Linked DNA regions of Mus musculus: region 1 is linked to region 2. Evidence: chromatin loops called from intact Hi-C (ENCODE). Cell type or tissue: left cerebral cortex. All regions are shown on one strand. Each heading gives the region's core, and the rest is flanking DNA. Links, peaks and the distances in the headings are about the cores only. Region 1 holds the start of Zfp119a (zinc finger protein 119a). Region 2 holds the start of Pot1b (protection of telomeres 1B).

The links. Peaks named below come from ENCODE experiments on the same cell type or tissue, not always from the same donor. Only the 100,000 strongest peaks of a DNase experiment are listed, where the experiment ranks them.
Region 1: it touches region 2 in a loop (2.9-fold over the local background); 34 of 42 quality-filtered maps call a loop at or near these places.

What each region holds. Positions count from the first base shown.
Region 1 is chr17:55,876,874-55,879,687 of GRCm38, reverse strand. It overlaps Zfp119a (zinc finger protein 119a), which reads left to right and starts at 735. Exons shown (of 4, transcript NM_144546.6): 1 at 735-828. The coding sequence starts at 826. In left cerebral cortex, for the core only: no CTCF peak of the experiment used is centred there; DNase peaks (open chromatin) are centred at 643 and 1,217; H3K4me3 peaks cover 1,475 bases; H3K27ac peaks cover 1,201 bases.
Region 2 is chr17:55,711,119-55,713,932 of GRCm38, reverse strand. It overlaps Pot1b (protection of telomeres 1B), which reads left to right and starts at 1,297. Exons shown (of 17, transcript NM_028370.2): 1 at 1,297-1,393. In left cerebral cortex, for the core only: a CTCF peak has its summit at 1,392; a DNase peak (open chromatin) is centred at 1,280; H3K4me3 peaks cover 1,143 bases; H3K27ac peaks cover 238 bases.

The sequences.
Region 1 (2,814 bases), core at 210-2,709, 170 kb before region 2:
ATAGTCTGGATGCTCTTTTGGCTGTGAGGCAGGTGGATCACTCCACTTGAGGTTGTTTAGTGATCTGTGTATGCTAGAGACCTTGTGCCTAGATTAAGGAGCCTCCTGAGTGCAGCAGAGCAGGGACGACTGTGCAGTCCTGCTGTTAGGAAACATAATGGAGTGAGGTGAAGTAGCTTTGGCAGATCGAGCTGAAGTGTGTCCTGAGAAATTACGCCATGCATCTGGTGTAAAAAAGCTTTATTGGGGGGTGGGGGTTGGGGGACTGAGGTCCTGGCGAAGGGACAGAGGCAGAGAAGTGGGCATATGACAGGCAGAGAGAGAAAGGAGCGCACACCGGGAACAGAGAGACGGCCTGCCGAGTAGGGAGAGAGCTCCGGTGGCTGGTGGGTGGATACATTCATCCTGAAACAGACCGGGCGCGCCTGATGGCATCGGCAGGTGATGGCATCTGATGACAGAAGTCTCTGCTAGGTCCCCGAGAGTAGGCTTGTGGACCTGCCTGTACGCTAACAGGCGCAAGTTCTATGGCAATGCCTGTCTCTCCGCGTCTGAGACAGTTCTGTGCCTGAGCGGACACCAGGACTGGGAACCACTGTGCTGTGATACTTCACAGCCCTCGGTGACTAGGGGAGCTGTCACTCATTCCTTACTAGCCAATCACGGCCGCATGGATCCGCTAGCCAGAATGGGGAGAGCACTTCCGTTCCCTAATACTAAAGGTTCGGGCTCGGGTCTGAGGGAGGCTCTTGTGGTTCCGTGTCCTGGTCTGCCACCCGCTGCCGGGAGCTGTGAGGAGAGCGGGGCGAGCTCGGTCTCCACGCCATGGTGAGCGGGGCCGCCGTCCCCACGCGGGGAGGAGCCTTGGGAGACTGTGTGGGGTTCCTCCCGGGGTGCGGGAACCGGCGGTCAGACTCGCCGCCCGGCGTGATTGCGTTTGTTCACCTGAGGTCCCTGCACCTCCGGAGCGGAAGCCGGACGTCTGACTTCGATCCCGGGCTGCGCCTGCGCAGAGTGTGGGGCGCGGGTCCTGGAGTGAAAACATCCTTGTTGCTGACGTCACCATGCAGTGAGCGCCTCAGCTGCTTTTCCTGTGTCCAGGGAAGGCAGATGTGCTGACATGGAGAACCCTAGTTTCTCCGGTGTCTTCTACAAGTTCTGCACTTGGCACCTGAGGTTCTGATGTATGATCCGTCCGCAGTTAATTCTGTGCAGATGCAAAGTGTTTGCCATCGACACAGACTTGTAGATGCCTTGACCGTCCAGTAACGTGTGTTAGTAAGGCCAGGCTCACTGGGTTTCCTGGCCTCTTTCATCAACATTTACTCTATTTTAGTTGTGTGTTTTTTTTTCTTTTCTTTCTAAATTTTCTCTCATGTTCTGTTGATCTCTATTCTTTCCCAGGAAGTACTGTGCAGGCAGGTTTTCCCGGTTCTCTGAGAGAACTGGGTGGGGAGGGAAACAAGGGATAATAGCGAGCAATCAGAGAAAAGATACACACTTAAACCTGAGTTTGCAGGCCTCCAATTGTTTAATTTCTTCTTAGACAAGTTAGGGAAGGTTATTTTAAGGAAGCCTGTAACCCCTCTAGAGGAGTTAGTGTAGAGGAGTAAAGCTTTGTTCTCTTTATTTACTAAGACCAAACCTTCCTTGTTAGTTAGAAAAGACCTGTTCTGTCCCATAGTAAGGAGAAGTCTGCCTGCTCCTTCTGCTCTCTGCAGCTCTTTTTTTTTTCTCTTCCCTCTGCATTCTGTACATTGCTCTCATAGTTGTTTTTTTTTTTTTTTATGTTATCTATGGTTTCTAAGTTGTTCCACTCTGTATTCTCCTTCTAATCTTGCTCTCTCTTTCTGTTCAGATGTCACAAAAATGCTCTTATTCTCATTGCCTATATGATTTGATTTATGCCCCACAGGGTTGCCTTGGTCCAATCTTTCCTTCTTTGTAAAGGAAAAGTGTATTCTGAGCCCATGCATGTTGAGAAGTTATACTTTTTGTTTATTTTGATTTATAGAATTTGTATATTTTGAGTTTATATGATGTCAAAGTCAAGAGATTGCCCTTAGTATTCGACGAAACTTTAGACATTTAAACAGTGTTGGGACTGTGATATAATATGGAGATCTTTGAAATGAGAATAATTACATTTTGAATTATTGCTAGACTAGGAGCCTGTGATGGTTTGAATATGCTTGGCCCGTGGGAAGTGGCACTATTAGGAGGTTAGAGCCTCATCGGAAGAGGTGTGGCCTTGTTAGAGGAAGAGTGTGACTAAGAGGGTAGGCTTTACGGTCTGCTACAGCTCAAGCTTCACCCAGTGTAGAGAGCCTTTTCTTAGCTGCCTGTGGAAGAAAGTCTCCTGGTTGCAATTGGATCAAGGTTTAGAACTCTCAGCTCCTCTAGCGCCCTGTCTGCCTGCAGGCTGCCATGCTTTCTGCCATGATGATAATGGACTGGATCTCTGAAACTGTAAGTCAGCCCCAGTTAAATGTTTCATTTTATACAAATTGCTTTGGTTATGGTGTCTCTTCACAGCAACAAGACCCTGATTAAGAGAGAAGTTGGTACCAGGGACTAGGGTATTGCTGTGATAGGCCTAACCATACTTTTGTTTGGATGAATTCAAATTTTGGATCTTTGGGTTTGTAAACCTGCGGAGTACTTTAAGTGGAGCTTAATGGGCCATCCTAGCAGAAATATGGACGACATCAGTGCTGAGGGTGAATTGAATTCTGGTGGCCTGCCTGTCTCAAGAGCTTTCAAAGGGAAAGAACTTTCCTATGTTATCTAGAATTTGCTCTTGTGATATTTTGG
Region 2 (2,814 bases), core at 153-2,652:
GCAGACATAAATAACAAACTAAAGAAGTACATTTTGATTTTAAGTCTCCTTTTAGTCTAATATACTCACTTCAAAATTCGTCCCATTTATATCATTTTAATGGGAACGTAAGTAGCAATGCCAATTTATTTGGTTTTCTTCACATATTCGATTCCATTGTGCCAAATTCTGACTTCATGTTATAGGTGGAATGTGCCCCAATCACACTGAATTTCTTTAACTCAATTACATGGAAATCACGTACATGGAAATATTCTTCTCAGTCATGGGAAAGATACCTTTAACTGATTTTTTTCTATTGATAGAACAATGGAGATCATTTCCATCCTACCATAAATGCATACAATCCCATCATTTTTGTCAATGCACTCAGTCTTTGATGAACTTTGATGAACTTAAGGGAGAAAGATTAACAGTTACAATTAACATAGGCAGTGCCATTAATGTTGCATGTAGTTTAAAAGAATGAACAAAAGACCTTCATTTTCATCAATGGAATTTCAAAACTTTCCCCACTTCCTGAAAAAAGTGGGTGGGTAAAATGAATAGATGTAGACTCAATTTAAACTAATAGTGGAACATTTTGTGAAAGATAAAAAAGTTATTCTGTGTTTAAAAATGCCTTTTAACCCGATACAAAGGGTTCCCAAATAACTCCAAATAATCGTGATAAACTTTTAAAGCCTACACACTTTTTAAAATTTAATTTTTAATTAATTTTTTTACACTCGATATAAGCCTACATACTCTTGTTCAGCTTTCTATATTCTGAAATTAATCATTACAAAGTTTCTAAACTCATGACAATTTTTCATCACTCAAAAATATAGTAAAGAACGATAAATCTTCAGACTAACAAAGGATTGTTGGTATTTTTCAACTTGCCTGGCAATAGCATAATAGCCCTAAATTGCGATTAAAAAAACAACAAAACAACATTGTTATCTTCGTCTATTTACATCGTGTAAAAGTGCATTTGGGTGCTTAACTTAGATTAACAAAGGGTTTTGCCTCTGATCCATTTATTCAACAAAATAGAATTTGGAGTCTCACTCGGAATAGGGTTCCAATTGGCTACAGGATTTAGGACTCTTTCAAGCCAGTTACTATCCTTTGAACAGTGTGTTCTCCCCCCCCCCCCCCCCCCCCCGCTAGTCCCCAGAAAAATCCATTAGGGGCGTGGAAAGAGGAGCAGCAGGCTTCCTACTCTGCAGGGACCAACTGGGAGGAGCTTGGCCGAGGCCCCGCCTGCCTTTCGCTTTTGTTATGGGAAGCACGAGCAAAAAGCGGGCGGAATGGTTGGAGTGCGCATGCGTGTGTCCCACGGCTCCGGAAGTCGAAGTCGCGTCTCTGCAGGTTGAAAAAGTTGCCGGGATCCTCGGTGTTCTGTGAGGTACTGAACGCTAGGGTGTTGGAGTTCTTGGTGTAATCGCTGGAGGTCGGGCCCTGGATGATATGAGGGGTCGTTTGCAACCACATTTGGGGTAGTTGTAGAGAAAGTGCGCTATGCGTTGGCGGCAGCGATAACCCGCTGTGTTCGGCATCCTCTCTCTCAGGGAGACCTCAAGCTTCAGGGGTGTGTGTGTGTGTCTGTGTGTGTGCGCTATGCGTTGGCGGCAGCGATAACCCGCTGTGTGTGTGTGTGTGTGTGTGTGTTATTGGGAGCCTCAGAGGCTTCAGGTACTTGCCCAGGTGACAAGTGTCAGAAGAAAAGCATGAACCTGGTGCACAGTGAACAGAGAGAGCGCTAGGATTAAAGGAACGGGCTACTACTATGCCGTGCAACAGGTCGGAAAACTGGCTTTTAAAAGTATTTTGATTCAAGCTGATACTTCCTGCTGAGGACACAAAAAGCATCGTTTTGCCAAAGTATAATTTGTTTTCAGTTTTTTTTTTTTTTGTTTTTTGCTTTCTTTAGTAATATTGAAGAGTATTAATGTAGGATCTACTTTTAATCTGTTTTTTTTCTTTGAAAAGTGGATAGTGACTTTATTAGTATGAGGTTCATATGAGTTTTAATCTGTTGTTTAAGAAATACCCATATGGTTGTTTACCAAGAGTCCATGGTGTGTGTGAGACAGAAAGTTTTAATATGAAAGCCAAAAGAGAAGTTGAAAGGAACTGTTATAAAACACTATCATGCCTGTACTTTTGACTAGGTAATTATTTTCCGAAGTTGACAGTGGGGCAGAGACTAAACTGAACTTTTTGTTTTGTATTGACTTGCCCTCATTGTCCTAGTTTATGAGTTTTTCATTTCACATTAAGAATTTTTTCTTTCTTAAATTGTAATTGGTTTCTAAAACAACATTTTATTTTGCTGAGAGATTGTATTACCGGGTTGAGAAAAAACACTTTGGGAAATTAATGAACTTCACTTTCTGTATCTTCAATAAGACTTAAGTTATGAATCTTACATATTTTTTTCCTCAGATTTTCCCCAGATGACTTAATATTTATTAGAACATGCTATATTGAATTCCTAAAAGTATGGTCCAAGTGAAATTCAGAGAAAGGTTCTCTAAAGATTAAGAAAGGGAATCGAATATCCTGACTGCCTGACACATCCCATAGTTCAGTATGAGTATATTAGGAGTACTGTGCCAGTGCAAGTTTTTAAAGGCAAGTGAGCATGCTTGCTGAAGATTGCTGTAATCCTCAGCCATAGATATTAGCAGCACAGGCTTGCACAGAGAGAGGTTCTGTTTGTGTGTGTGTGTGTGTGTGTGTGTGTGTGTGTTGTGTGTTGTGTGTATGCAGTGGGCTTTATGCAGGATGAGGCTGTAGCAGAGACCTTTGGGACAGTAATTCTCA